2 separate regions of the Homo sapiens genome follow, and region 1 is linked to region 2. Evidence: read pairs that join two places in POLR2A ChIA-PET (ENCODE). Cell type or tissue: HepG2. All regions are shown on one strand. Each heading gives the region's core, and the rest is flanking DNA. Links, peaks and the distances in the headings are about the cores only. Region 1 overlaps LARP1B (La ribonucleoprotein 1B). Region 2 overlaps LARP1B (La ribonucleoprotein 1B).

Evidence for each region. ChIA-PET counts read pairs that join two places held together with the same protein. Peaks named below come from ENCODE experiments on the same cell type or tissue, not always from the same donor. Only the 100,000 strongest peaks of a DNase experiment are listed, where the experiment ranks them.
Region 1: POLR2A ChIA-PET joins it to region 2 with 5 read pairs; 5 of 35 experiments call an interaction of 5 or more read pairs at or near these places.

Annotation. Positions count from the first base shown.
Region 1 is chr4:128,076,543-128,093,086 of GRCh38, reverse strand. It overlaps LARP1B (La ribonucleoprotein 1B), which reads right to left. Exons shown (of 20, transcript NM_018078.4): 4 at 15,125-15,299; 5 at 10,782-10,922; 6 at 1,943-2,086; 7 at 1,575-1,740. Among named protein-coding and RNA genes, the nearest start is that of LARP1B, 24 kb to the right of the region's middle. RefSeq lists a silencer at 11,287-11,487. In HepG2, for the core only: no CTCF peak of the experiment used is centred there; no DNase peak of the experiment used is centred there.
Region 2 is chr4:128,159,295-128,175,753 of GRCh38, reverse strand. LARP1B (La ribonucleoprotein 1B) reads right to left here. Exons shown (of 20, transcript NM_018078.4): 12 at 13,437-13,560. Among named protein-coding and RNA genes, the nearest start is that of LARP1B, 110 kb to the right of the region's middle. In HepG2, for the core only: no CTCF peak of the experiment used is centred there; a DNase peak (open chromatin) is centred at 12,093.

The sequences.
Region 1 (16,544 bases), core at 5,045-13,044, 79 kb after region 2:
CCAATGCCATGTCTGACATTTTGCTCAGTGTCCTAGGGACATCATCAAGTCCTACCTTAGAGGCTCTGGATTCTACACTGCATGATCAGAAATTTTGTCAACACTGAAGTAGCTCTGCTCCTCCCTCACTTGTATGAGCACACTGGAGGCCGATTATCCTGACATGGAGTTGCATGTCCACTGTCAGGTCTCAGAAGGGACTTGGCAGCAAAAGTTACAAAAAAGACAGTAATAGTGGTATGAAGTTGACAGCCACATGTCAAGCACTTTCTGCCCACAAAAAGGCCCTTTTCTTCAGTGTTTGCATCAACTGTAACAAAAGAAGCAAGAACAATATAAACAAGTTGCTCCACACTGTAAGCAAATTGGATCCACCATGAAGGCAACCCAGGAAGGTGCCTGGCTGATGATGATAAAGAAATTTTCTAGTAACAGAGTAGAGTCTATTTTATTTTGGAAAAACAGATGATTTTTAAATGCCTATGCCCTTTCAAAAATAGCCCTTTTCCTTCACCTTGTAAGGAGAGAAAAATTTCAAGTTTTAACAAATTGGTTATGCAAATTACTTGGCAACATTTTTCTCTTGCCTCTATAAAAACATACTATATAAATAAGCAAAATATCCTATACAATACTAATATGCATAGGGTTTGTTTTTTCTTTCAGAAAATAGAACTAATATTCTCCTGACTTCACATTCAGTACCCAGAAAGCAACTACTATGAGAACTAGAGTAAGAAATCTGAACTAAAATATAAGGTAGTCCCCATTTAATTGTGTCACAAAGAAAAACTTAGAAGATAAAAAAAACTTAAGAATTCAGAAGTCAATTGCTAAGAAGAAAATCAAAAGATACCACCATTTTTTATTTATGTTAATTTGCAAATTCTAATATAAACACCTATTGGCAAATAATAAGCCAAATTTTACTTGTTCAGTTTCAAGTATATATAGAGAAGCTTTACAGTCTTATATTTATTCATATTATGCAATAACATTTTACCTAATCTCCTTTAAGGAGAAAAATATCTAAATACTATAGAAGCCAGGAGACTTATATAAACAACATAAACCAAATATAAAATTTTAAAAACACCTACTTTAATCACATTCCCTAAAAATATATAATCAAAATAATTTTTAACATTTTCCAACCTTTACAAATAAGTAGCTTTAAAAATGTTATAAACAGCCAGGCATGGTGGCTCACGCCTATAATCCCAGCACTTTGAGAGGCCAAGGTGGGCAGATCAGCTGAGGCCGGGAGTTCAATACCAGCCTGGTCAACATGGCAAAACCCGTTCTCTACCAGAACTACAAAAATTAGCCAGGTGTGGTGGCATGTGCCTGTAATCCCAACTACCCAGGAGGCTGAGGCGGAACAATCACTTGAACCCAGGAGGCAGAGGTTGCAGTGAGCCAAGATCGTACCACTACACTCCAGCCTGGGCAACAGAGTGAGACTCTGTCTCAAAAAAAAAAAAAAATTATAGCATATTCATTATCAATGACATTAAAGTTCATATTGCAACAGATTTTGCTATCCCGTCTGCTTACATCAAACATCCACTTACATTTGACGCTTAATATACTCTTTAAGCAATGCTTCTTCCACAGGATACACCTGTACACCTGTACCATCATCATAGTAATACATCATACTGGTATTAAGTTCTGTTTGAAATGGTTGATCAGTCCTTTCACCATGTTCTTGATAACCATATGAATAATCAAAGTTCACTTGATGTGAATAAAGAAAAAGAAAGGTAATCACATATTAGAAAAAAATAGTTACTACGGATAAAGTGAAGAACTTCAAAGGTTAACAAACATAAAACCATCTATTATCAGACAAAGAAAATTAGTTAAAACATAATAGAGGATAGTTGCTCTATTTTTTTCAAAGTTTATCTAATTTAACGAAACAAAAATTATGTCATACATCGAGGATTTCCTCTGCCTCGTCCTCTTCCCCGTCCTCGGCCTCTTCCTCGACCTCTAAAGGAACCTCGGATATTACCACCCTCACTTCTCACACTGGAAACGTCATCTTGATCATCCCTTTTTTCTCTATCTCGCTTCCAACCTTTTAAAAATAAAAATATTTTTATATACTTCGATTTGCCAAGTAAAATAACATGATTGTCTTTATGAAAACATAATAGCCACCTTCTTCCACTTTGTAACTAATGAACAGTAGCCAGGCATTTTTCAGATGGATACAAACTGAAGAGATCCAATAAGAATTTATCAAAAATATCTCTAGCATAAAACAGAGCCTAAAAGGTACTGACACATGAAGAATACATTCTAACAAGTAAAATAACATACTAGAAAGGTAAAGAGATAGTTTTATTAAGATTGTGCTGTTAAAGATTCAAGAAGTTCCAAGACTACTAAGTTTGTACTACATAAAACTGCTAAAAAACATTTCTCACGAAATATTTAAGGATGGTTCTATTTAAGTAAATGACATTCCTTATAAAGTAAAAAGGAAATGAAAACACAAAACAAATTGAGAAAAGATATCTGAAGCGAAATATAGAAATTCTATCTAGAGTACATGTAAGAACTCATACGACTCTCTCTCATGCAACACACACAGACACAACCACTCAATGGGAAAAATATCTAAAATACAAGCAAGGTAAAAAAATGCAAGTGGACAATAAATACAGAAAACGGTGCCTACCAATGGGTCAATAATCATACAAGGCCGGGCGCGGTGGCTCAGGCCGGCAATCCCAGCACTTTGGGAGGCCAAGGGGGGCGGATCAACTGAGGTCAGAAGCTGGAGACCAGCCTGGCTGACATACTGAAATACCGCCTCTACTAAAAATACAAAAATTATCCGGGTGCCATAGCACACACCTGTAATCCCAGCTACTCGGGAGGCTGAAGGAGGAGAATCACTTGAACTCGGGAGGCAGGGGTTGCATTGAGCCAAGATTGCACCACTGCACTCCAGCCTGGGCTACAGAGCGAGATTCCCTCTCCAAAAAAAAAAAAAAAGAGGCCCGGTGTGGTGGCTCACACTTGTAATACCAGCACTTTGGTAGGCTGAGACAGGCAAATTGCTTGAACTCAGGAGTTCAAGACCAGCCTGGGAAACATGGCGAAACCCTGCCTCTACCAAAAATACAAAAAATTAGCCAGGCGTGGTGGTGGAGTGCCTGTAATCCCAGCTACTCAGTAGGCTGAGGCAGAAAAATTGTTTGAACCTGGGAGGCGGAGGTTGCAGTGAGCCAAGACCCTGCCACTGCACTCCAGCCTGGGCATAGAACAAGACTCCGTCTCAGAATAAAAAAAAAAGAAAAACGAAAACAGTGTTCAGCCTTATGGACTGTAAGAAATGCAAATTAAGACAATGAAAGGCTCTTTACCCCAGTACAACAAATATTTTAATGTCTCTAATATGAAATGTTGACAAAGTTTAAAAAGGTAGAACATTAGCCGGGTGCGGTGGCTCACACCTGTAATCCCAGCACTTTGGGAGGCTGAGGTGGGTGGATCACTTGAGGTCAGGAGTTCGAGACCAGCCTGGCCGACATGGCAAAACCCCATCTCTACTAAAAATACAAAAATTAGCCAGACATAGTGGTGGGCGCCGGTAATCCCAGCTACTCGGGAGGCTAGGGCAGGAGAATCACCTGAACCTGGGAGGCAGAGGTTGCAGTGAGCCGAGACCTCGCCACTGCACTCTAGCCTAGGTAACAGAGTGAGATTCTGTCTCAAAAAACAGGTAGAACATTCATATATTGCTAATGAGGTTGAAAATAGGTATATCTACTTTGAAAATCAACTTGGAATAATCTAATTAATGTGAAGATATGCAAATCCTAGAGACAAGGTTTTACAACCTTAGCACTTTAGACTCTGGTGTGGGGGCCTGTTCTGTGGACTACAGGATGTTTGGCATCATCCATGACCACCACCCACTAGATGCCAGTAGCACCCACTCACTCCCTCAGTTGTGACAACCAGTAACAAATATCTCCAGACAATGCCAAATGACTCTTTGGGGAAAAAAAAATCACCCTCACTGAGAACATTACCCTAGATCCCATAGTTCCATCCTCAATGCTTAGACCTAAAACAGTCTTTTTCAAACATTTCCTTTTTTTTAACAGAGATGAGTTCTCACTATGTTGCCCAGGCTGGTCTCAAACTCCTGAGCTCAAGCGATCCACCCACCTCCCCCTCCCAGATCAAGCCACCTCCCGCTCCCAAAGTGTTGGGATTACAGGTGTGCACCACTGCGTCCAGCCACTTTTTCAAACATTTCTGCCTTAATCTGTAAGTAAGCCTTATTTATTTTACATACAAGTACACTTACAAAAAATTTTATAAACACATATCATTTAAAAATTTACTATGTGAAGCACTCTAGGTTTTTAAAAACCTGATCATGAACCAATATACTGATTTCATAACCCACTCACAGAGTGTAGTCTGCAGTCTGAAAAAATTACCATAGAGAGCCTCTTGTACTTGTGTGCTGGAAAACATGCATTAAAATGTTCGTGGTAGTACCTTAATATCAAAAAAACTGGAAACAATCCAAATACCCACCGTTAGTACAGATTTTATCAAATAGTGAAACAGCCTTTCAGCAGGAAAAGACTTACAGTAATACAACCAACATGCATTAATCTAAAGAAAAGTAGGCTGAATTAAAAAAACAAAAATTCCTGCCAAAGAATGTTGATAAAGTCACATTGCATGGCGATTTCAAAACATGAAAGAAACCAATGCACTTAAGCTCATTTTTTCCGAGACAATGGGATGAAATTGCAGAGTGCACAAAGCGAAGTTTAAAAGTAATAGTAACATACATTTCTTAAACAGGGTGAGTTTCCACTGTTCATCATCATCATCATCATTATTATTGATTTTAGAGATGGGGTCTCACTCTGTCACCCAGGCTGCAGTGGCATGATCATAGCTCACTGCAGCCTGGAACTCTTGGGCTCTCAAGCAATCCTCCTTACCTCAGCCTACCAAGTAGCTGGGACTACAGGTGAGTGCCACCATACTCAGCTCATTATATTGTTGTTCTGTATAACTTTGTCTATTTTCTTATATATTCAATATTTAATAAGAAAAAAATTAATGAAATTATGAGAATCCATTACTTTTAGAATAAAAACTTAAAATGACATTTTGAAAAACAATAGAAAAAAAGTCAATTTTTCTATAGACAAGTTTTATACATATGCATATATATATATATGCTCCCCCCCACACATGTATGATCATTGTGCACTACAGCCCCAAATTCGCAGGCTCAAGCAATCCTCCTGCCTCAACCTCCCAAGTAGCTGGGACTACAGGCTTGCACCACTGCATTTAGCTAAAGTTTTATAATTTAAAAGTCATATTTTGTGGACAATTGAGAAAAATTAACTATTGACTAGATTTTAGATGGTACTAGGAAACTAGTGTGATTTTCTTAGATGATGCATTTTCTTAGGACATTAGTGATAAAGCGTCAACATCTCCAAGTTACTTTCAAGGGATTCAGCAGATGAATGAATTAAATACAGAGAAATTATTAATCTAGATGGTGGCTAGACAGGTATTCACTGAACAATTCTTTCAATTTTTTGTATGTTTAAAGTTTTTCATAATATATTGGAAATTTTTTTAATCAAAATACATTTACCTCTACATAGGTATATTTAAAATTTTTGAATGCTAATATTAAGTCTGTAAAATTTCCTTAGGCCTTCTTATCCATTCACAGGACATGACTTATCAGATTTCAGCAGAAAACTATAAAAACAAATGCTCATCCTATTGTTTCCACATATCCTATCCTCTGCTTTCTGAAAATCTGAGCAATCCCTGTGAAAAAATGTATCTGGGCCGGATGCGGTGGATCGCACCTGTAATCCTAGCACTTTGGGAGGCCAAGGGAGGCAGATCACTTGAGGTCAGGAGTTCGTGACCAGCCTGGCCCAAAATGGTGAAACCCTGCCTCTACTAAAACCACAAAAATTAGCCAGACATGGTGGCCCATGTCTGTAATCCCAGCTACTCGGGAGGCTGAGGCAGGAGAACCCAGCCTGGGCAATAGTGCGAGACTCTGTCTCAAGACAAAAAAAAAGTATCTGGCCAATGATTTTAATGAAAGTAAAACCATTCAGTAAAGACTAATGGGCCAGGGTGCAGTGGCTCATACCTGTAATCCCAGCACTTTGGAAGGCAGTGAGCCAAAATCGCGCCACTGCACTCCAGCCTGGGTGACAGAGTGAGGCTTTGTCTCAAAAAAAAAGACTAATGGAATAATTTATAATGGACTGATCAACCTAACACCTGAGCTAACTCAATATTAACACAACTGAAAGTGAAATACACACAGCAGTATTCCAAGCAAAAAAATAAGCCTGAATCTAATCAACCTAGCTCCTTCTTATTGCCAGTTATAAAAAGAAAAGACAAAAGGAACAGGCAGGCCAGGTACAGTGGCTCTCACACCTCTAATCCCAGCACTTTGGGAGGCTGATGCTGGAAGATCGCTTGGGCCCAAGAGTTTGAGACCAGCCTGGGCAACATGGGGAAACCCCATCTCTACAAAAAAATACAAAATTAGCCAGGTACTGTTGTGCATGCCTGTAGTCCCAGCTACTGAGGAGGCTAAGACAGGAGAATCGCTTGAGCCTAGGAAGTGAAGGTTGCAGTGAGCCGAGATCATGCCATTGCACTTAGCCTGGAAGACAGAGTGAGACCCTGTCTCAAAAAAAGGAACATGCAAATGCCAAAGAATACTATGACAAAGCGGCTGGGCGAGGTGGCTCACGCCTGTAATCCTAGCACTTTGGGAGGCCAAAGAGGGTGGATCATGAGGTCAGGAGATCAAGACCATCCTGGCTAATGTGGTGAAACTCCCTCTCTACTAAAAACTACAAAAAAAATAGCCGGGCGTGCTGGCAGGTGCTTGTAGTCCCAGCTACTCAGTGGGTGAATGGCGTGAACCAGGGAGGCGGAACTTGCAGCGAGCCGAGATCGCGCCACTGCACTCCAGCCTGGGCGACAGAGCGAGACTCAGTCTCAAAAAAAAAAAAAAAAAAAAAAGAATACCATGACAAAGCAATCAGCCAAATCCAAAATACAGGAATTCCACTAGACATGGGACTTAACACATAGCAAAAAGAAAAAAAGTTGCTGATGGAAATGTAAAATGCTACAAGTAGCAGTTTCTTATAATGTTAAATATACAGCTACTATATGACCAATCAATTCACTCACAGGCATTTGAGAAATACATACATTCCACACAAAGACTTGTAAACAACTATTCATCAGCGTTATTCATGAAGACCAAAAACTATAAACAAGCCACTTATCCATCAACAGATGAAAAGACAAAGGGCTATATGCATTCAACAGAATATTATTTGGCAATAAAGAGGGAGAAGCTAAGTGCGGTGGCTCATGCTTGTAATCCCAACACTTCGGGAGGCCGAGGCAGGAGAATCGCTTGAGGCTAGGAGTTCAAGACCAGCCCGGGCAACGAAGCAAGACTGTCTCTAAAGAAAACTTTTTTTTTAATTAGCCGGGCATGGTGGCACGCACCTGTCATCATAGCTACTTGGGAAGCTGAGGTGGGAGGATCGCTTGAGCCCAAGAGTTCAAGACTGCAGTGAGCTATGACTGTCCCACTGCACTCCAGCCTGGGCAACAGAATGAGACCCCATCACTTATTTAAAAAAAAAAAAAAAAAAAAAAAAGGAAGCTAAGGCTTGTTTGAAAAGTCTGAGAAAATTATTATCTCCACAGTCTCAAAGCCTCTCTCCACAAATTACACAGTAATTACAAAGGGAGAAAAGAAATTAAACAAAAAAGCTGAAGAAACTTAAAAATTTTTTAAAAGTCTAGAGTACACTACCTCAACCAAGTAATCAAGGTTAATAATCATTGTGGCCAGTCGCAGTGGCTCAAGCCTATAACCCAGCACTTTGGGACATCGAGGTGGGTGGATCACCTGAGGTCAAGAGTTCGAGCCCAGCCTGACCAATATGGTGAAACCCCATCTCTACTAAAAATTTAAAAATTAGCCGGGTGTGGTGGCATGTGCCTGTAGTCCCAGCTACTTGGGAGGCTGAAACAGAAGAATTGCTTGAACCCGGGAGGCAGAGGTTGCAGTGAGCCCAGATCACACGCCACTGCACTCCAACCTGGGCAACAGAACGAGACTCCATCTCAAACAAAAAACAAATAATAATAATAATAATCAATGTTGTAATCAAACTAATAATCAAATAAAGTTACAGGGGTAATCAAAGTTAATATTAATCAATGTTGTAATCAAACTAATAATCAAAGTTACAGGGGTAATCAAAGTTAGTATCTTCAATAATGGGACAAATCAAGGTCATACTCCCATGTGATTCGCTAAGAAGAAAATGATAGAATAAATTCCGCTCTCCCTCTCCCTCTCCCTCTCCCCCTCCCCTCTCCCCTCTCCCTCTCGGTCTCCCTCTGATGCCGAGCCGAAGCTGGACTGTACTGCTGCCATCTCGGCTCACTGCAACCTCCCTGCCTGATTCTCCTGCCTCAGCCTGCCGAGTGCCTGCGATTGCAGGCGCGCGCCACCACGCCTGACTGGTTTTCGTACTTTTTTGGTGGAGACGGGGTTTCGCTGTGCTGGCCGGGCTGGTCTCCAGCTCCTAACCGCGAGTGATCCGCCAGCCTCGGCCTCCCGGAGGTGCCGGGATTGCAGACGGAGTCTGGTTCACTCAGTGCTCAATGGTGCCCAGGCTGGAGTGCAGTGGCGTGATCTCAGCTCGCTACAACCTCCATCTCCCAGCCGCCTGCCTTGGCCTCCCAAAGTGCCGAGATTGCAGCCTCTGCCCGGCCGCCACCCCGTCTGGGAAGTGAGGAGCATCTCTGCCTGGCCGCCCATTGTCTGGGACGTGAGGAGCCCCTCTGCCTGGCTGCCCAGTCTGGAAAGTGAGAAGCGTCTCTGCCGGCCGCCATCCCATCTAGGAAGTGAGGAGCGCCTCTTCCCGGCAACCATCCCATCTGGGAAGTGAGGAGCGTCTCTGCCCGGCCGCCCATCGTCTGAGATGTGGGGAGCACCTCTGCCCAGCCACCCCGTCTGAGAAGTGAGGAGACCCTCCGCCCAGCAACCGCCCCGTCTGAGAAGTGAGGAGCCCCTCCACCCGGCAGCCGCCCCGTCTGAGAAGTGAGGAGCCCCTCTGCCCGGCAGCCACCCCGTCTGGGAAGTGAGGAGCGTCTCCGCCCGGCAGCCGCCCCGTCCGGGAGGGAGGTGGGGGGGTCAGCCCCCCGCCCGGCCAGCCGCCCCGTCCAGGAGGTGAGGGGCGCCTCTGCCCAGCCGCCCCTACTGGGAAGTGAGGAGCCCCTCTGCCGGGCCAGCCACCCTGTCCGGGAGGGAGGTGGGGGGGCTCAGCCCCCCCACCTGGCCAGCCGCCCCGTCCGGGAGGGAGGTGGGGGGGTCAGCACCCCGCCCGGCCAGCCGCCCCGTCTGGGAGGGAGGTGGGGGGGTCAGCCCCCTGCCCGCCAGCCGCCCCGTCCGGGAGGTGAGGGGCGCCTCTGCCCGGCCGCCCCTACTGGGAAGTGAGGCGCCCCTCTGCCTGGCCAGCCTCTCCGTCCGGGAGGGAGGTGGGGGGGGTCAGCCCCCTGCCCGGCCAGCCGCCCCGTCCGGGAGGTGAGGGGCGCCTCTGCCCAGCCGCCCCTACTGGGAGGTGAGGAGCCCCTCTGCCCGGCCACCACCCCGTCTGGGAGGTGTACCCAACAGCTCATTGAGAACGGGCCAGGATGACAATGGCGGTTTTGTGGAATAGAAAGGGGGGAAAGGTGGGGAAAAGATTGAGAAATCGGATGGTTGCCGTGTCTGTGTGGAAAGTAGTAGACATGGGAGACTTTTCATTTTGTTCTGTACTAAGATAAATTCTTCTGCCTTGGGATCCTGTTGATCTATGACCTTACCCCCAACCCTGTGCTCTCTGAAACATGTGCTGTGTCCACTCAGGGTTAAATGGATTAAGGGCGGTGCAAGATGTGTTTTGTTAAACAGATGCTTGAAGGCAGCATGCTCGTTAAGAATCATCACCACTCCCTAATCTCAAGTACCCAGGGACACAAACACTGCGGAAGGCCGCAGGGTCCTCTGCCTAGGAAAACCAGAGACCTTTGTTCACTTGTTTATCTGCCGACCTTCCCTCCACTATTGTCCTATGACCCTGCCAAATCCCCCTCTGCGAGAAACACCCAAGAATGATCAATAAAAAAAATAAAAATTAAAAAAAAAAAAAAAGAAGAAAATGATATATTTTCTTATACAGTACTCCTGCCAAAAATTCACAACCCCAATCCAATCATAAGGAAACATTAGAAAACCCAAAGTAAGGGATATCTACAATACGATTATCCTACAATCTTCAAAAAAATCAATGTCATGAAAGACAAAAGCAAGAACTGTTACAGATTAATGGAGCCTAAAGAGAAAAAAAAAATTAAATTAAATGGGTGATCCCAGAATGGATCCTTGGAGCAGGGGAGGGGACGACTATAAAGGACTTTATTGAGAAAAATCTGCCTGTGGACAATCACATTGTATTAATGTTAAGTTTCATTGTTGTTAATTGCATTACGGTTATATTGTTCTTATGAAATATACCCTGAAGGTATTTGGGGTTAAAGGGACATGATGTCTTCAACTTATTCTCAAATGGTTTATACATGTGGTTACTAAAATAACGAGCATTAAGACTAAGTCTTTCCTTAGTCATTTTTGTCTTAGAATGGTAACTTACTTCGTGTATCATTTCTCCTATTGTTATGTGTTGGTTTATTTGCTTCAGGTTGACATCTTGAGCTGTTCCGGGATCCAGGTCTTTCTTGACTCTCTGATCTTACAACATCTAAGTGGAGTGGTACCCACTTGTGCTTATTAGCTTGAAGAAAACAAAATCATTTAAGGACAAATGTACAATTTTCACTAAACCCTTGCAATTTGAAAGCACTCTGAACTTTAATCAAATAAGTGAAACACTTAATGTGTATTTTAAGATTATTTGTAAAGAGGCCAGACACGGTGGCTCATGCCTGTAATCCCAGCACTTTGGGAGGCCGCGGTGGGCGGATGACTTGAGGCCAGGAGTTCAAGACCAGCCTGACCAACATGGAGAAACCCTGTCTCTACTAAAAAACACAAAAATTAGCCAGGTGTGGTGGCACACGCCAGTAATCCCAGCTACTCGGGAGGCTGAGGCACGAGAATAGCTTGAGCCTGGGAAGCGGAGCTTGCAGTGAGCCGAGATCGTGCCATTGCACTCCAGCCTGGGTGATAGCTGGTTGTCCAAGATAGAATCTTAGTTCAACTTTAAATTTGCCTACAGAACCCCCAATCCCCTTGTAAATTTAACTGTTAGTCTAAAGAAGGACAGCTCTTTAGACACTAGGAAAAAACCTTGTAAAGAGAGTAAAAAGTACAATCCCCATAGTTGGCCTAAAAGCAGCCATCAAAGCGTTCAAGCTCGACGCCCAGCCGCCCAAAAATCCCAAACACACAACTGAACTCCTTACATCACATTGGACCAATCTGTCATTTCGTAGAAGAAACAATGTTAATATAAGTAACATGAAAACATTCTCCTCTGCATAAGCCTACCTCAGACCAAAATACTTCAATGACAATTAACAGTCCAATATCTATATCTCAAAAAAAAAAAAAAAAAAAAGGCCGGGCGCAGTGGCTCATGCCTGTAATCCTAGCACTTTGGGAGGCTGAAGCGGGCAGATAACCTAAGGTCAGGAGTTCAAAACCAGCCTGGCAAACATGGTGAAACCCCATCTCTACTAAAAATACAAAAATCAGCCAGGCATGGTGGCACATGCCTGTAGTCCCAGCTACTCGGGAAGCTGAGACAGGAGAATTCCTTAAACCCGGGAGGCAGAGGTTGCAGTGAGCCGAGATCGTGCCACTGCACTCTAGCCTGGGTGACAGAGACGAGAGTCTGTCTCAAAAAAAAAAAAAAAAAAGTATATATACATAACATTCCTGTTTAGTACTTGATTCTTAGGCTTTTTTAAAAAAAAATCTGTTTAATTTAAAATTCTTAGGCTTTAGAATGGGATATATCTGATAAAACGCTATAATGTATACTTTGGAAAGTTAGGCTTTAGGTTTGCAGCACTTTTAGTTCCACATCACTGCCTAAAATATTAATTTACCCAGGATTTTTACAAATGAATGAGGTTTCTCAAAATATAAGAGGGAAGAGGGATAAGTATAAAATTTGTTTAACTTGACAGAACATTTTACAGCTATTATGCATCTTCCTAAGGAAAAAAAAACACAAGCAGTTTAACTTTTCTTGATGACTAAATGACAATGTAACTAATTATTTATGGTTATTCTATAGTGAAATTCTGAAGATCATCTATTCATGAATGCCATAGCTCAGGTTTCAAAATGTTCAGTATTCTGCCCAATCTAAATTTTCTACCAAAATAAAGACTCATGGCAATGAAAAAACTGCCAAGGCAATTTAAAAATAAATATTAGTGTGCAACTACAATATTGATATCCTATAAATCCTGCAAACTATGGATCAAATGAGGAAAAGTGAATATAAATGCATCTAAAAAGGCTTTTAATCTTATACTATAAATTATGTCAACGAGATTCCTTGACACAAAGAAGCCCTTCTTTTAAAGTCAAAAATCTGTACTCTAGATCAATTAAAAGCTTGATTATACCAATTGTTCTAACTACAAAACACCTGGGTTTTACTGTTGACTGACCAGTTTTAATTGAAGCAATTAAAGACAAATTGCCAGGCGTGGTGGCTCACGCCTGTAATCCCAGCACTTTGGGAAGCCAAGGCGGGCAGATCACCTGAGGTTGGGAGCTCGAGACCACCCTGACCAACATGGAGAAACCCGTCTCTACTAAAAAAAAAAAATACAAAATTAGCTGGGTGTGGTGCCTGTAATCCCAGCTGCTTGGGAGGCTGAGGCAGGAGAATCGCTTCAACCCAGGAGGCAGAGGTTGCAGTGAGCTGGAGATCGCGCCATTGCACTCCAGCGTGGCAACAAGAGCGAAACTCCATCTCAAAAAAAAAAAAAAAGACAAATTTTAGATCAGGATAACAAATCTGTCATCTGTATGGATTCTAGACAGTCAAGAACACTACTTACGTATGTAGGAAGCAGGGAACAGTTAAGTGACGAAGTAGTTAAGAAATGAGGAGGCCAGGCATGGTGGCGCACACTTCTAATCCCAGCACTTTGGGAGGCTGAGGCAGATGGATCGCTTGAGCCCAGGAGTTCAAGACCAGCCTGGCCAACATGGCAAAACCCTGTCTCTACAAAAAAATACAAAAATTAGCCAGGCATGGTGGCACATGCCTGTAGTCCCAGCTACTCAGGAGGCTGAGGTGGGAGGATCACTTGAGCCCAGGTCATCGAGGCTGCAGTGGGCCACGAGCATGCCACTGAACTCCAGCCTGGGTGACAGAGCAAGACCCTGTTTCAAAATTTTAAAAACATTTTTAAATTTAAAAATTAAAAAAAAAGAAACAGGAAGAAATTTTTCTAACAACCACTTGTTTGTCTTGTTGTCACTGTTTTTGAGCAATTAGCCTTTATTCATTGTATCAAGTGAATATAATGCTCATCCTGCACTAAGGATTAGTTATTTATTAAAAAGACAAACTATTCGGCCAGGCCCGGTGGCTCATGCCTGTAATCCTAGCACTTTGGGAGGCCGAGGCAGGTGGATCGCCTGAGCTCAGGATTTCAAGACCAGCCTGGGCAACACAGTGAAACCCCGTCTCTACTAAAATACAAAAAGTTAGCTGGGCATGGTAGCATGGGCCTGTAATCCCAGCTACTCAGGAGGCTGAGGCAGAAGAATTCCTAGAACCCGGGAGGCAGAGGTTGCAGTGAGTCAAGACTGGGCCACTGCACTCCAGCCTGGGTGACAGAGCAAGACTCTGTCTCTTAAAAAAAAAAAAAAAAAAGACAAACTATTCAAGTAAGTGATCAGTCTACGGTAAAAGTTAAAGTGTTAAAGAAGTTGGCAACAACTTTACCATTAAATGTTCCCTCCCATGCCATATCACCTCCAGAGAATCTTGGTTCAATGGTTTCCCATGGTATTCAAAATGGAATCATAACTCCAAGGCCCTGTATACCATGGACGTTGTCTATCTATGTCTCTAACCTCACCTCCTGCTACTCTCCCAGAAAATCACCTTGCTTCAGTCACTGACAACTTAACAGTTTAAAGCCCTTTTCTGCCTAGAAGCGCCTGAAGACACTTTTACGAAGACTCCGAGCACTGATTTACAAAGCATGTAAATCATAAACTGTCCCTAGACACACGAAAAGTTCAGAAAAGAAAATGGAAAAGGATATGAAGACAATATTTTCATTCCTTCAAAGTGTAATTTTGACAGGGGAATGCTATGAGGGAAAAGATTGACTAAAATTATTCTCACTTTTTTTTTTTTTTGAGACAGTCTTGCACTGCCGCCCAGGCTGGAGTGCAATGGCGCGACCTCGGCTCACTGCAACCTCCACCTCCTGGGTTCAAGCAATTCTCCTGCCTCAGCCTCCCGAGTAGCTGGGACTACAAGTGCGCAACACGATGTTCGGCTAATTTTTTTGTGTATTTTTAGTGGAGACAGGGTTTCACCATGTCTCCTGACCTCAAGTGGTCCGCCTGCCTCAGCCTCCCAGAGTGCTAGGATTACAGGTGTGAGCCACTGCGCCCAGCCTATTCTCACTTTTCTCTTAGGAAAAAAATGTATTTAATTTTCACAGTACTCCCTAAATATAGGGAGCAGTTCCAATGCAGATCTAAAAGAACAATAATTATCACACAACTTTCCAAGAATGTATCTACAACTGTACCTCTAAGTGGAACTCCATTCCATTTTCTTGCATAGAATACAAGTTACATACAAAAAGGAAAGTCTAATAGTTCAGAAATGTTACAAAAGCAAATGAGTTACCTCTGCAGATTGTTTATCCTGAAGAAATACAAACTATACATTTTTGACTACCAGAGATCAGTTAATGAAATGTAATTCCTCATTACAACTTTCTTCAAAAACTAAAATCAAAATAAAGATATGGACAAACTGACCTCTCTTACGTTGATTACTTGACTGAGCCTCATCCTCACTGACGTTTTCACCAGGACCATTTAATTTTGTTTCCCGGTTTTCTTTGCTGTCACTGTTACTTCTCTTTTCAACCTTCTCTTCTTTTTCTTTTCTATTTTGTGGCTTTTTATTTCCTTGGCTGAGGACGCTCTGAAACTGCAAAAAGGTTTTCAGAATGAAATGATTTCCATTAATATTTTCACTAACATACCCAAAAATTTGTGGCAATATACCTAACCTAAAATTGCAAAACAAATGACAAAAACTGTTATCAAAGGCAAAAAATTACTTTTCAAAAGACAGTTAAAAGTAAAGCTGCAGACTAGGAGAAAGTATTTGCTAAGTATTTGATAAAGAACTTTTACCTCAAATACATATGAACTTTCAAAACTCAGTAACAACAAATCAATACCACTTTTTTTTTTTGCAGGGGCGGGGGCGGGAGGACAGAGTCTCACTTTGTTGCCCAGGCTGGAGTGCAGTGGCACGATCTCGGCTCACTGCAGCCTCCACCTCCTGGGTTCAAGCAATTATCCTGCCTCAGCCTCCCTAGTAGCTGGTATTACAGGCACATGTCACCACACCTGGCTAACTCTTTTTTTTTTTTAAGTAGAGAGGGGGTTTCGCCATGTTGGTCAGGCTGGTCTCGAACTCCTAACCCCAAATGATTCACCGTCCTCAGCCTCCCAAAGTGCTGCGATACACGCATGACCCATTGCACCCAGCCTTCCATTTTTTTAAATGGGCAGATTGATCACATACTTCATCAAAAAGATACACTGATGGCAAATCTATGAAAAGATTATTGCATTCATTCATCAGAAAAATGCAAATTAAAACTGCAATGGGATACCACTCCTCATTTATTAGAATGGCTAAAATATTTTTTGAAACTTGACCATATTATCGGTGAGTAAAGATGGGTTCGGTGGCTCACACCTGTAATCCTAGCACTTTGGGAAGCCAAGGCAGGTAGATCACTTGAGCTCAGGAGTTTGAGACCAGCCTGGGCACATGACGAAACCCCATCTCTACAAAAAATACAAAAAAATTAGCCAGGCGTGGTGGTGCATGCCTATAGTCGCAGCTACTTATGGGGCTGAGGTGGGGGGGTCACTTGAGCCCAGGAGGTCAAGACTGCAATGAGCTGAGATCATGCCACTGTACTCCAGCCTGGGTGACAAAGTGAGACCCGGTCTCACACACACACACAAAAAAGAGAGTGAGTGAAGATGTGGAGTAACTGGAATTCATGTACACTGCTGATAGAAGTGCAAACTCAGCAGTTTCTTAAAAAGCTAAAACAGGTAGCTACTAAGTGATCCAACCTAGTTACATATCCAAGAAAAAATGAAAAATTTTCTACACAAACGTTCATATAGCAGTTTTATTTGTATCAAC
Region 2 (16,459 bases), core at 8,460-16,459:
CACTGAAAACAACGACCGAAATGGATTAATAAACACATTGAATAAATAAGCTCCATGAGTTCATAATGATACTTTAAAACTCAGTCACATTTAGAGTGTCCTAGGGCACCAACTCATTATTTTGAAAACCAATAAACTGAATAAAAAGAAAGAAGCAAGCATTTATCCTTCCTTGTCTGTAAAGGTTGAATTTCAGGGTAACCAAAGAGTTGATGAAAGAACATTCTTCACAGAAAAATTTTATGTAAGGATTGCAGAAGGAATGATGGAATTAGAAGATAACCATTTTGCAATTCTACTGAAATAGAGGAAATCTAGGGAATATTCATCAATAGCTGCTAAAACCATTTGGTAAAAGATTGGAGGGAAACTTGATAATGAAAGCATCAGGCTGACAACACCTGAATCAAATCATGAATCACAGCATCAGTAAAAGTGGGAGTGACAGATATGCTATGATGCTATAGGAAATAGACAAGTCTTCCTAAGAAATATCCTTGCTACTAGGAAAAAAACCATGCCAAAACCTGAATATACTCAGTCCTATATCTAAATCCTTTGTACTTATACTTCATTAATAATACATGGGATAAATGATATACTAAATGATATGAAGAAGATACAGTCAGGTAAATGCAGATCATAAGAAATCCTACCAGTTTCTTCAACAAATTAACCAGTTTCTTCAACAAATCATTGTCATGGAAAAACAAGGGAAGAGAAATCATTATAGATTAAGATTAACTTAACGGTGTTATCAGTCAATTGCAATGTTTGCATCTTGTTTCATCCTAGTTCAATCAAACAATTTGAAAAATATACGTCACACAATTAGGGACAACTAAACATATACTGGGTAGTAGATGATATTACAAATTATTGCTATTTTTGTTAGGTGAATTAATGGTGCTGTAAAAATTTACATACATACTTGTTTCGTAAGTCCTCATCAGTTTGCAATATATAGTGAAGTATTTCCAGGAGAAATGATATGATTTTGAGATTCAATATAGAACACCAGGAATAGATCGGGAGGCAAGGTACAGATTAAAAAAGAATGTCAAACTATTAACAATTGTTGAAATTAGGTGAGATGGATACATGGGGATTTCATTAAACAATTCTCCCTACTGTTATCTGTATCTGAACATTTCCAACATCAAAAGCTAAGTTTTATTTGTTTTATACTTATTTTATTCCAGGGTGAATTTTGCCCACCAATAAGAGTAGATATATTAATTTTGTAAGATCAACATCTATAGAGTATGTTGATTATCTCAAAAGAAACATTTTACAAAATGTTTATAGACTATCATATACCAATTTATAATATTTTGACATAAAATTATCAAATATTCATTGCAAGAACATAAAATATTCATAGTAAATATTAAAATATTATTATTGGAAATATATTAGGAAACAAGAATATATTAACATTTTTTGTCAACTACAAGCATAGGATAATATATGAATATCATCTAGATATTATAACTTCCTTCTGCTCAAAAGCATATGCCATCTCTTGAACATGAATAGTCATAATAGCATTTTTCATAATAGCCAAAACTAGAAACAATCCAAATGTCCATAAAATGTTGAATGGACAAAAAAATGTAGTATGCTCATTCTATGAAATAATACTTAGCAATAAAAGAAAGTTACTGATACATGCAATGACATAGATGAATCTCAAAAATATTATGTTAAGTGAAACATTCCAAGTATATAACTATGTATCATATAATTCCATTTATATAAAATTTCTGAAAAGTGCAAAACCATAGTGAAAGAAAGATAACTAGTTGCCTCAGGCTGAAGGGGAATGTTGGCATTGACTGCAAATGTGCATGAGGAACTCTTTAGTATGATGGAATTGTTCTAAAACCGGACTGTGGTGCTGGTATACAATTTTATACATCTACTGAAATTCAAATGATACACTTAAAAAGGGTTAGAGCAGTAATTTTCAAGGTATAGTCCCAAACAGAACTATTGGCATGACTTGGGAACTTGTTAGAAATGTATATTCTCATATCCCACCTAACTTACTGAATAAGAAAGTTGATACAGAGTCCTTTAATCTGTTTCAACAAGCTTTCCAGGTGAACCTTAAACATGCTAAATGTAAAAACCACTGAAGGGGTGTGCTAACTATTTTACTATCTAAGATTTTCCAAATTTTATCACTACCAAATCAGATCATTGCACAGCTTCATACCTGAACCATATGAGCCTTGTCTGCAGTCTCTACTGCCTTTATAAAAATAAAACTCAATATTATGCTGTTAGTGTTTAGTGAACGTCAAAAATTAAAAATGCTACATGAGAACTGGCACTTCAGGTTTTTTATAAATAAAAATGCCTCTAAAGCAGAACTCAGCAAACTTTTCCTACAAATGTTAGATAGTAAATATTTTTGGCTTTTCAAGACATAAGGTCTCTGTTGAAACAGCTCAGCTCTGCTTTTGTAGCATAAAAACAGCGAGAGGCCATATGTAAATGACCAGCGTTATCACATTGGCCCGTGGCAGGCTAGTTTCAGCCAATGGGCCACAATTTGCTGGCCACTGAACTATAGCGGTCAGATAGATATGAATCCAAATCCTGGATTCACACTTTGCTAGCAAAAAAACAAAATCATAACTATATTTTGTGTATTCAATAAAGCACAGAAAAACATAAGCATATTAAAATATATATATAGGCAGTATAAAAGAGAACCCAATCAAGCTTCTAGATGAGAAAAGGACAACAGCTGAGATTTTAAAACATACACATACACACACACACACACACACACACACACACACACATTGGATGGGATTAAAAATAGACTCTGTAGAAGAAAAGGCTAATAAACTTGAAGAGAGGAATAAAAGTTACCTAAAACAAAAACAGAGTAAAAGGACTGAAAAACAACAACAACAAAACAGAGCATTAGTGAAGTATGGGACAACTTCAAGTGCCCTAATATAAATTTTAAATGTAATTGGAGTCTTGAGAGAAAGAGAAAAAAGTAACAAGAAAACATTATTAATTTTCTTTTCTTTTTTTTTTTAAGACAGAGTCTGACTCTGTCACCCAGGCTGGAATGCAGTGGTTTGATCTTGGCTCACCGCAACCTCTACCTCCCGGGTTCAAGTGATTCTCGTGCCTCAGCCTCCCAAGTACCTTGGATTATAGGTGTGCGCCACCACACCCAGCGAATTTTTGTATTTTTAGTAGAGATGGGGTTTCACCATGTTGGCCAGGCTGGTCTCGAACTCCTGACCTCAGGTGATACACCCGCCTTGGCCTCCCAAAGTGCTGGGATTATAGGCATGAGCTGCCACACCCAGCCTATTAATTTTTTAATTAAAATTTTAAATTTAAAGGAACAGCTGAACACTTTCCAAATTTGATTAAAAATGTATAAACACACATATTTTAAAAATCCAGTGAGTTCAAGCACAAGAAACATGAAAAGTACACCAAAGCAATCGTAATTAAGGTGCTTAAAATAGGTGACAGAGGAAACATTAAAAGCAGCCAGAATCAACAGAAATTGAACCGAAAACAGAAAAGCAACCTCAACAACAGAAAAAAAAAGAAATTGAAAAAAAATAATCAGCCAATCCTTAAGAACCTGTGAGACAACAAAAGGTCTAGGAGAGAAGAAATGCAGGGCTAAAAATTTTTTTTGAGGAAATAATAGCTGAGAACTTCCCAAATTTGTCTAAAGTCAAACCTACAGATTTAAGAAACAGAGAATCCCATCCAGGATAAACCCAAAGAACTCCATACCAAGGCACATCACACTCTATTTGCTGTAAATGTCAGATGAAAAAAAAAAAAAATCTTGAAAGTAGCTAGAGATGCATTACTTGTAGGGAAACAATTTGAATGACTATAAATTATTATACCAAAAACCATGGAGGACAGAAAGGAGTGGTACAACAGTTTTGAATCACTAACAGAAAACAATTGTCAGTTCAGAATTCTTTATCCAGTGAAAATATCCTTGGCAATGAGGTGAAATAAAGACATTCTCAGAAGAAAGAAAACTATAAATCATAGCCAACTGAACTGCTCTAAAAGAATTGCTAACCTGAGTATTTCAGACAGAAGAAAATGATAACAAAGGAAACCTGAAACATCACAAATAGAGGAACAGCAAGATAAACGGTAAAGGTCCAGATAAATATAATAGACTATTCTCCTTTTAAGTTATTTAAAACACGCTTGAAAGTAAAACACGCTTGAAAGACAATCAAACATTGTCTGATGGGCTTTTTAACATATGAAGATATATAAGACAATTATTACATAAAGAAATTTCAGCTGAGTGTGGTGATTCATGCCTATAATCCCAGCACTTTGGGAGGCTGAGGTAGGAGAATCTCTTGAGGCCAGCCAGCAGTACTAGACCAATCTGGTCAATGTAGTGAGACCCTGTCTCCACAAAAAATAAAAAAATTAGTTGGGCTTTGTGGCGTGCACCTGTAGTCCGACCTACTCGGGAGGCTGAGGTGGTAGGATTGCTTGAACCCAGCAGTATGAGGCTGCAGTGAGCCATGACTAGACCACTGCACTCCAGCCTTGGCAACAGAGTGAGACCCTATCTCTTGGGGTGGGGCCGGTGGGGAGAGAAAGGAAAAAAAAAAAATCTCTATGGAGGTTAGGTTTCTACATTCTTATTGAAATGGTAAAATACTGATTCCAAATAAACTGAAAAGTATGTGTTTTGCAACCCCTAGAGCAATCACTAAAAACAATTATACAAAAAAAGATATATATGTCCAAATTCATAGTACATAAATTAAAATGTAATGGAAAAAGTTACAAACAACACAAAGAATGCACAAAATGGGCAATAGAAGCCAAAAAAAAAAAAAAAAAGAAAAGAAAAAGAAAATGAATAATAAAAAGGTTGACCTAAATCCAAACATACCAATAATTACATTAGTCAAAACATACCAATTAAAAGATATACTGTCAGACTGAATAAAAAACATGAACTAACTATATGCTATCTATAATAAACTGACTTCAAATATAATGATATGGGTACGTTAAAAGTAAAAAGTTGGCAAAAGATACATCACATACCATGAGAAAGAAATGAAAGAAAGCTGGAATGGCTATATTAAAATCAGACAAACTAAATTTCAAAGCAAACAAGGACAACATATATGAATGAAAGGGCCAATTCACCAAGATGACACAATATACCAATGGGTATAAGGTGAACTAACAAAAGAGCTTCTAAATAAATAAAGCAAAATACAACAGAACTGAAATAGGAAATAAACAAGTCTGCAATTATAGGTGGTGACTTCAACACTCCTCTCTCAGTAAGACAGAACCAGTAGACAAAAAATCAGCAAAGATATAGAACTCATCAACACCATTAACCAACTGAATTGAACAGACAATATGGAACATTCTACTCAAAAATAGTGTAATAAACATTCTTCTCAGATGCATATGGCATATTCACCAAGACAGACTATATTGTGGGTGATAAAATTAGCAAATTAATTAAACAAATTTGAAATTAACAAATTAATTTTAAATTTTAAAATAATGTAAAGTATGTTCTCTGGCTATAATATAATTAAACTATATATCAATAAGATTAATAACAGAGGGGTAACTGAAAAAATTCCAATCACTTGGAAATTACACCGAATACACTCCTAAATAATCCATAAAGAGGAAGTCTCAAAAGAATTTAGAAAATGTTTTGAAAAGAATAAAAATTAATAAAATACAGCATATCAAATTTGTGGAATGCAGCTAAATCAGTGCTTAAATAAAAATACATAGAATTAAGGGCTGTGCTCATGGCTCATGCCTGTAATCCCAGCACTTTGGGAGGCCGAGGTGGGTGGATCATTTGAGGCCAGGAGTTTGAGACCGGCCTGGCCAACGTGGTGAAACCTGGTCTTTACTAAAAATACAAAAATTAGCCAGGTGTGGTGGCACAGACCTGTAATCCCAGCTACTTAGGAGGCTGAGGCAGGAGAATCGCTTGAACTCAGGAGGCAGAGGTGGCAGTGAGCCGAGATTGTACCACTGCACTCCAGCCTGGGCGACAGGGCGAGACTCCGAGATTCTGTCTTAAAAAAATATATAGATAGATAGAGATAAAGATAGAAATAGAGATAGAGAGAGAATATTAAATGCTTATATCAGAAAAGAAACTCTCAAATCAATAATTTAAACTCTCCCTTAAAAATTAGATTTCAAAAAAATAGATTTCAGGAAGATATCCAAATTTTAAAAATTAAACAAAAACACTTCTAAATAGCTGATGTATCAAAAAATTAAAAAGAAATTAGAAAATATATAGAACTGAATGAAAATCAAAATACAATAACACCTAAAATACTGCTTAGGTGGAAATTTGTAGTATTAAATGGTTATAATAGGAAAGAAAAATGGTGTCAAATAAATGATCTAAGCTTCCACTCAAACTAGAAAAGGAGGAACAAAATAAGAAAAAAGGAAATAATAAGGAGCAAAAATTAATAAACCTGGAATAAAAATAAAGTAAATCAATGAAAATAAAACTTAAAAAAATTAAACTGATGAACCTCTAGCTAGATCGATCAAGACAAAAAAGACACAAATTTATAAATAGTAGGAATGAAAGAAGAGATATCTCTACAGAACCTACGAACAGTAAAAGGAGAAAAAGAGCATATTATAAATTCCAGGAAATGAATAAATTCAATAGGTACAAAAGCTCACCTGAGAAAAAAGACTTACTTAGTCTTATGTTTCTTAAATAAATAAATGTGTAGTTTAAAACATTCCAATAGTTCCAGGCCCAGATGGCATCACTTGGGAATGCTACCAATGTGTAAGAAATAAACAATTGTGGACAAACTCTTCCAAAATACAAAAGAAGGAACACTTACCAACTCATTTTATGACGCCAGCATTCCTCTGACACCAAAATCAGACAAATATAATCCAAGACAATGAAAAAAAAAAACAATATTCCTCATGAATATAGTACAAAAGGCTTCAAAAAATATGTAAGCAACCTGAGTCTAACAATATATAAAAGGATAATATAATAACTAAATGAGGCTTATCCTGAGAATCCAAGACTAGTTCAACATTTGAAAACCAATCAATGTACTTTACAACACAAACAGACTAATTAAGACAAGCCACATGACGTGAGCCACTGCAACTGGCCCAAAAGATATACCTAAAAAATGAAAATATAAGCCCCAGGTTCTGAGAAGATATGTGCAAATTACATATGTACATATGTAACAAAGGACTTGTATCCAGAGTAAAGAACTCTCAAAGCTCAGTAACAAAAGAAACAACTCAATAAAAGAAATGTCCAAAGATTTGAGCAGGCACTTTACCAAGCATAAACTGATGGCAAATAAGCACATAAAAAGATACTCAACAGCATCAGTCACAATGAGATACTACTATTAGATGGGCAAAATTTTTTAAAAAAAAAACTAACAATACTAAATGCTGGTGATGATGTAGAGCAACTGGAACCCTCATATATTGTTGGTAAGAACGTAAAATGGCACAACCACTTTGGAAAAGTTAGACAGTTTCTTAAAAAGTTATACTTACTGTATGATCCAACAGTGCCCTCAAAAGCATTTACCCAAGTGAAATGAAAACATATATTCACATAGCAACTTGATACTCATAGCAGCTTTATTCATAATCACCAAAAACAGGAACACAACCTATATGCCTTCAACTAATAAGTGGATAAATAAACTGTTTACATCCATGCAATGGAATACTACTTGTCAATAAAAAGGTAATACACACAAAAGCATGAATAAATCTGAAAGGCACTAGGCTAAATGAAAGGAGCCAGACTCAAAAGTCTGTATTTTATATGATTCTATTTATATGACATTCTAGAAATGGCAAAACTATAGGGATAGAAAATAGAAAACAAACTGCCAAAAACTTGGCCTGGGTTGAATACAAAGAGGCATGGAAAAATTCTCAGGGAGCAATGGAAATGTTCAGTAACTTAACTAGGTGGTGTTTACATGATTGCATTCATCTGTCAAAGTTCCCAAAATAATATACATAAATGGTGTGAAACTTACTGAATGTAAACTATATCTTAATTTTTTTAAAAATATGACCCACAAAGCTCAGGCAACAAAAGCAAAAATAAACAAACATGGCATCAAATGAAAAAGCTGCTTCTGCACAGCAAAGGAAACAATCAACAGAGTGAACAGACAACCTACAGAATAAGAAAAAACATTTGCAAACCACACATCTGATTAGGAGTTATATCCAAAATACATAAGTAACTCAGACAACTCAATAGCAAGAATGCAAATAATCCAATTAAAACATGGGCAAAAGACCTGATTAGAGATCTCTCCAAAGAAGACATAACAATGCCAACAGGTATATGAAAAGGTGCACTGGTGCAGCCATTGTGGAAAACAGTATGGAGATTTGTAAAGAAATTAAAAGTAGAATTACCATATGACCCAACAGTCCCTCTTCTGGGTACACCTTATATATATACCCAAAGGAAATGAAATCATCACCATAGAAAGATATCTATCTGCACTCACATGTCCATTGCCACATTATTCACAACAGCCAAGATATAAGATATGGGAACAACTAAAGTATGAGTCCACTTATGATAAACAGAGAAATGGTGATGTGTGTGTGTGTGTATATGTGTGTGTGTGTGTATATATACGTACACACGTGTGTATGTATATATGTATATATATGTGTGTGTGTATATATATATATATATATATATAGAGAGAGAGAGAGAGAGAGAGAGAGAGAGAGAGAGAGAGAATAGAATATAATTAAGCCTTTAAAAAAGGAGATCCTGCCATTTGCTACAACATGGATGAAACTGGAGGACATTATGCTAAATGAAATAAGCCAGACACAGAAAGAAAAATACTTCATAATGTCACTTATATATAGAATCTTTAAAAAAAAAAGTATATAGATGTAGATAATAAAACAGTAGTTACCAAGGGTGGGATGAAGGAGAATGGGGAGATGTAGGTAAAAAAATACCAAGTTGCAGATATGTAGGATAGATAAGTCTAGAGATCTAATGTACAACCTGAGGGCCATAGCTAATAACATTATATTATATTTGGTATTTTTGCTAAGAGAGATTTTAGGTGCTCTTGCCACAAAAAAAGGTAACTATGTGAGATAATGAATATGTTCATTTGCTTAACTATTGTAACCATTACACTATATATATATCAAAACATCATGTTGTACACCTTATATATATTTTTAAGAGGAAACAAAAAATATAACTGGATATTTGTAGGGTGATCAGAATGAAAGGAGGGAGACAGGCTAGGAGTTCATTACAATTAACCAAGGAGAAAACGCTGGTGACTTTTACAGGGTGATAGAGATGGAGAAAGTGAGAAGTGGTTAGATTCTAGATATATTTTAAATATATATGAATATAACTTTCCAATAAATAAGATACGGAATTTAAAAAACAAATGGATCAAAAATGACACAAACGTTTTGACCTGTGCAACTGGAAAAATGGAGGTAATATTTAGAGATGTGGAAGTCTAGGAGGAAGAGTCCTTGGAGAGGGGTGGGAATTCAGAACTTAGATTTTGGACATATGATATTTAACATGCTTATAAAATATACAAGTGGTACTGTTAACCACACAGTTGAATATTTGTCTGAAATACAGGATGGAGGTCTGGTCTATACATATTAATTTGATACTCATTAGTATAATAATGCTCTTTAAAACCCATGAGACTTGATGCTATTACACAAGGAGTTATTGAGGATTCAAAAGAGGAGAAATTTGAGGACTGGGTCCTAAAGCTTCCAAATTTTAGAAGTTAGGGAAACACTGAAGAACTAGCAAAAAAGACTCTATGAGGCAGAAGGAGAATAAGTGAATAAGTATCCAGGAAGTAAAAATGTGTTTCAGGACAGAGCGATTAATTTGATCTAATGCTGATGTCAGGTAAGATGAGGACTGATTTGACCCCTCTTATATATGGAGATTTCTGGTGGTATTATCAGTAGCTGATTTGGGATGTGGAGGACAGAGGCCTGTTTGGAGCAGGTATAGGGAATAAATAGGAATATAGATACTGAAGACAGTGAAAATAAACTCCTTCTTTATGCCTTAAATTCTATATCGTAATAGCAATACCAACTCTTTTCTATTAGGATCATTCTTTTATATGATTTCCCATCCTTTACCTTCCAATCTTTCCATATGTTATGACATATAACTAGCATAGAGTGAATTTTTTTAAGTCCAATTAATTTAAAGATTAAAATTATCTTTTAATTTGAACATTAATCTATTCAACATTTCCTGTCATAGCAATATATTGGTCAAATTCTATCTTTTAAATTTTTGCTTTATTTTTATATTTTTCTGTTCATATATTTAAAAACTAGACATTATAGCACACAAATAAAAATTAATAAATTTATATATAAATTTTAAAATAGAGCTGATACACACTCATACCGACCAACTAGACCAATACATACATAAATTCCAGATGCTAGCAAACACATGTGCAGACCTTCCAGATGGGATTTCCCCCACCCTCAGGAGTAAATTAATATATTAATTTTTTATATTAATAATTCCCCTTGCTTCTCTTCATGGCTCCTATGTGCTATGCATCTATCCATGAATTTTATACTTTATGTAATAGCATTACACTGAATGAACTTCTTTGTTCTAGCTTATTTTATACATCCCTTTTTTATTTTTTTATTTTTTCCTATATTTTTAGATTAACACATTTTGTCACATGTAACATTAGTTCTTTCATTTTCCACTGCTGCCTATTTTTCCTACGTATGACTACACCACATCTTATAATACATTCTACTATAACTGGGCATTTTTTAGTTTTCATTTGCTTTTTTCTATTATGAACAATGATACTACAAATGTTCTCTTGGTAAACATTTGCAACAGTATGCCCAGGCTGGTCTCAAACTCCTGGGCTCAAGTGATCCTCCTGCCTTGGCCTCCCGAAGTGTTGGGATTATAGGCATGAGCCACAATGGCCTGCAACAGTATCTCTTGAAATGAAACTGCTGGGTTATAATATGGCGTATTGCTATGGTTTTAATTGGAAAACCTCAGTAAAAATAGCCTCTTTTCATATTTATTGGCCATTTGGTCTTCCCAAATATGAAACTGATGTTCATGTTTCATTTACTACTTTTTCTATTCATGTTTGCCATTTTTCATATTAATTTTTAAGGTTTTAGATTTCTATGATATTAATTCTTTGTTAATGTCATGCAATGCCAAATTTATCTCCTTATTTGTGACTTGTATGCTTTCTATGATGTGCAAAGGAATATACATTCTCAATTTTAAAGTATTCAAATTTAACAAGGCAAAAAATCCAGCAATTTAACTGAACAGCCCTAGTGGGACACACTAAGAACTTTAAAGAAAGCTTTAAAGTATGAAGTTTTTAAAAGTTTACAGTTTAAAGAACTCTAAAAGAAGTTACCTTTCAGTATTTATAATATTATTATTTAATGTTATTGTTATTCTGGAACTATTATATCATAGGATTAGCAAATAAATAATTATGTTACTGTGGTTAGGAAGAAAGATTTTTTATATATAAGTAAAAAGCAATACAACTACAAAATCAAAGAAATTAAAATTAAAACCTATAATCTTAAATTTAGACAGAAAATATCAACATGAATACGTAATATATTTTTCTCCTTAAAAAATTTCCTAGCTCTTTCTATTCAAAAGGCCTAGAAACAAGGACCAACTGAGTAGCAGATCCGGTACTGACAAAGCTCAACCTTGGTGGGGGCTCAACCTTCTGTGGGGTGGGAAACATTAAAGTTAACAGTCCAACTCCATTATTACTGAGCAAGAAAATGAAAGGTGGCTTTAGAGCTAAAAGTCAATAAACTGATAACTGGCATAGGTATCAATAATAATAATAATAACTGTAATAGAATGAAACCCATCTCATGTATTTATGAGTTCACAATGATCATTTAAAAACAAACAAACAAAAACTTCATTAGTCACCAGCGAAGAATGTTAAGGAACCAGCTAGTACTTTGAAACTAGTAAACAAAGGGAAATAATTCAGCACTGACTCACTTTCCTGTAAGAACTCTATCTCAGAATAAATAAATATTCTGGGGAAAGTTCTCTTTATAAAAGTATTCTACCTATTAAGGTAAGACGTAATGATTAAAAATAGAATCATCACTATTTTGCAACCCCTAGTAAAATAAAAGCTTCACTCACTGATCATCAATGACTGCTAACATTACAAAAAGAGACAATAGAGCATTATGTATCTCCTAATAGTATTCAATACTACATATGACATATTCTTACAGAGATTTGAGTCTTAATCTAATCAAGTCTCTATGCTGAACTAACAGTTATAGATAATTCAGGACTAGAAAACAGGTTAAATGAAACCATGGGGATGCAATCAGCAAAATTCAGAATGTGAAAAATTCTACAAGACAAACAACCCAGTTTCTTCAATACCAAATTGCAAGGACCAATAAATTATAAGGCAAAAAATAGTAGAAACCTGTAGACTAAAAAAGACATATCAATCTATTGCAATCTATTTGAAGAAACTGGAAAAAAAAAGTGATGAATGAGGAAATTTGAACACTAGATATCTAACGTTAAGGAATTACTGTTAATTTTAGATATGATAATGTCCTGCTATTTATGTGTTAAAAGATATAGCCCTTATCTTTTTAAAGACACATACAGAAATCTTTAAGGACAAAAAAATATGAATCATGTGATTGAGAATTTGTTTAAAAATAATCCACAGGGAGGTATAGGAGTTACTGGAGTCGAGACAAAATTGGGTATGAGATGATTAAGTATAGCAGGTACATGGGAGTTTTATTATAAAATTCACTCTATCTTTGTATATGTGTGACTTTTTATAAATCATTTTTTTAACCACCTTCAGGAAAAGGCTATAATAAAATCAGTTATACTTGTCTGAAATGTCAGATTCAATTTATGGATCTCCCAATGTATTTATTTACACTCTCACACAGAGCTAAGCCCTTAAAACAAAAGAATGACTCTAGCGCATTCTAAGGATCAGTGAGTCAGTGAAAAATTTTATTTTGGGAAGAGAAACATTCCCAGCAATCTTAAAATCACATCAGATACATAAAGAACCAACAAATTCTGCCTACTTCTAAGTAAGCCTCTGGCTTTGAGCATAATCTGGTGTGATAATAGAAGTTCACAAAAGGATAAAAGTTGAGTTTTAAAATTCTAGCATTTTACCATTTACCTAATGATTTTCCACAAATAAAGAAAAAAAAGGAGCAATTTTTAAAAACAATTCAGAACTGCTTTAATACTATTCAGACACTTACACAAAAGCAGATTTACATACCTTGCCTGGACTGTGAAGGTGCTACAGGAACTTCTTGGTTTGGCTCAAAAGGAAGTTCAGGTGTTAGGTTTTCAAACTGCTCTTTACTAATGAGATTTAGCTTCTTAAAGTTCTCAACTTCTTGCTGAAGTAGAATGGAGGAATCTAATTACTAAACTGGCTAACAGAGTAACCAACAGACAATAATTGATACCAACCTCAAAAAAATGAACTTCTAAAACAGGGATTAATTACAATGGAGTGAAAAAGACGTTCTAATAAAGAGTCTAGCATTATACTTAATAACAACATTCAGAATCTAAGAGGCATATAACACCCTAAAATATTATAATGATTTTATAATTAAAAAACATTATAAGACCACACATACTAATCATTAATTATTTGTTGAGCATTTACATACAAGACTACCAGGTATTACAGACGTTACAAAGTAATCTAATACATGTTCCCTACCATTAAGGAATTTATATGTTAGATGAAAAGGAAGAAATGAACACATAAAAATAAATAATATTAGGTAGTATGTGAAGAGCGATATTGGTGTAAGAATTACGATCATCAGGAAGCCATCACAGGAGAGATGGGACAAAAGCACCTCTTGAAGGATGAGAATTTAGAGAAAGGGAGAAACATTCTAAATAGGTAATGAGAGCAAAGATAAGAAGCTTGGAAAAAGCAATGTGTTTATTACAAAGTAATTAAGTGACTAAGAAAATCTGTGTAGAACCAGTGGCAAAGAGGACTGATGAGGAAGTTGGAGAAAGCTACTAGAAGACCTTTAATACTGGGTCAAGAAGATTTCACTTTGTTTTATAATAATGGGATGCATGTGATAAAGATAAATCTGGATGGCCCTGGATAGCTGCAGCAAAGAGACTCAGTATATTTGAGTTGTTAGCTCAAAGGAAGAATAGACCCCTCCCTGCCTCTGGGGTTCTGGAGGCTTCCCCTTTGTAACTACTATTGCATAGTCACTTAAGTGTTTCCGGCCCTGACCTACAAATGTGTGGAGCATTACAGAGGGTAGAGGTCATTCTCTACTGGAAGTTCACTTGGCCACAGGTGAACTTAAAGGTTGAACCCTAAAGGTTGAACCCTATGGTTCACCCAGGTGAACCATAAAGACCCTCTATGTCTGGCCTAAACTGTGAGATAAAAAAGGAGTTTGAGGGACTGCTTACACTCCACTATTTCTTCTAAGTTTTTCCCAATAAAACCCTATATCACATCTACTCCACATGGTACTAATGGGTACATGAATCTTTACAGGGCAACATCCAAAGCGGGTTTAAGCAAGTAAAAAACATAAGAAAGAATTTTTCGGGTTGAAGCAAATTTAAAACAGGAAGGAAATTAAATATCATTACAAAATAGTTGTAGCTTGCTCTTAATAACAAAAGAATCTTTTCCTTCTGTCTTCAAAGATGAAGTCACTTGTCAGCTCAAACCATTTATTAAATCCCAATGTTAGCCTTTTAGATTATGATCTTTTTTCACTAAAGTACCTTTAATTACATCAAAATGTATATTTATCAACATTTCTTCCTCAAAAGTTTTCAATAAGCTCTTCAGGCTAAATCAGAATCATTGCTCACTCCTCTTGTCCTTTATCTTGCTACAGAGCTTGCTATTAGCAACTCCCAATTCTATAAATAATTATTGTATGTTTACTACATGCCAGAGATAAATAACACAATTCTACCCTGATGGAAACACAAGTTGTGTATGTTTTTGTTTATTTTTATTTTTAACTAATTCATTAATGTATAACATACACACACACACACACACAAGAAGTGTACAAATCATAAGTATATATCTCAATGAATAATCGAAGGTAAACAGACTTAATCACCATTCAGGTAAAGCAATTATTAGCACCCTAGAAGCTTCCTTTTCATGTCCCTTCTGGTCAGGATCTCCTCTTTCTCCCCCAAAATAGCTCATACACCTTCAATACAGTAGGTGTTTTGCATGTTTCTGAACTTTATAAAAATTGAATTACACCACATGGTTTCTTTCATGCAAAATTATGTTTATGAGACTGATCCATGTACGTGCATGTAACCACAGTTTGTGGCTCTACAGCAGAGGTCAGCAAACTACAGGCCCAAAGGCTAAAGCCTGTTTTTATAAATGGCTGTGTTGGAACATAACCACACTCATTTGTTTACATATTGCCTATGACTACTTCATTGCTACAACTGCAGTTAGGTAGACAATGTATGACCACAGACAACGTATGACCCACAAAGTCTAAGATATTTACTATATTTGTCTACCCTTGCTCTATCCTACCATATGAATACACTGCAAGTTTTTAAGAAATCCATTCTGCTATTGATGAGCATTTGGGTCCTTTCTCAGATTATAGCTATTACAAACAAATTCCTATAAATACGTTTTTACAAAAACTTCTTTTGGGGAACAGGGACACAAATTTTTGTTGGATATTTACTTAGGAGTGGAATTGCTGAATTGAGCAGTAGGTTTCTATTTAGCCTTAGTAGAAAATGCCAGTTTTTCACAGTGGCTGTACCTATTTTTATCCCCATTAGCAGTATATTAAAGTTCCTGTTGATCTACATCTGCACCAATGTGTGGTATTTTCAGTCTCAAAATTTAGCCATTTGAACAAGAATGAACCCTAATGTAAACTATAAACTTTTAGTGAGAATGATGCATCTAGGTAGGTTCATGAACTGCAACAAATGTACCACTGTGGTAGGGGATGTTGACAATACGGGAGGCTATGCTTGTGTAGGGGAAGAGGATCTATGGAAAATCTATCTTCTGCTCAATTTTGCTATGAATCTAAAATTGCTCTAAGAAATGTGTGATTCCATCATGTAACATTCTCAAAATGACAAAATTATAGAGATGAAGAACAGATTAGTGGTTGCCAGGGGTTAGGGATAGTGGAGGTGAGGCAGGTGGGTTAGACTCTAAAGGGGTAACTTTAGAGAGCACAGGGAGAACTTTGTGGTAATAATACAGTTCAGTGTCTTGACTGTGGTGAT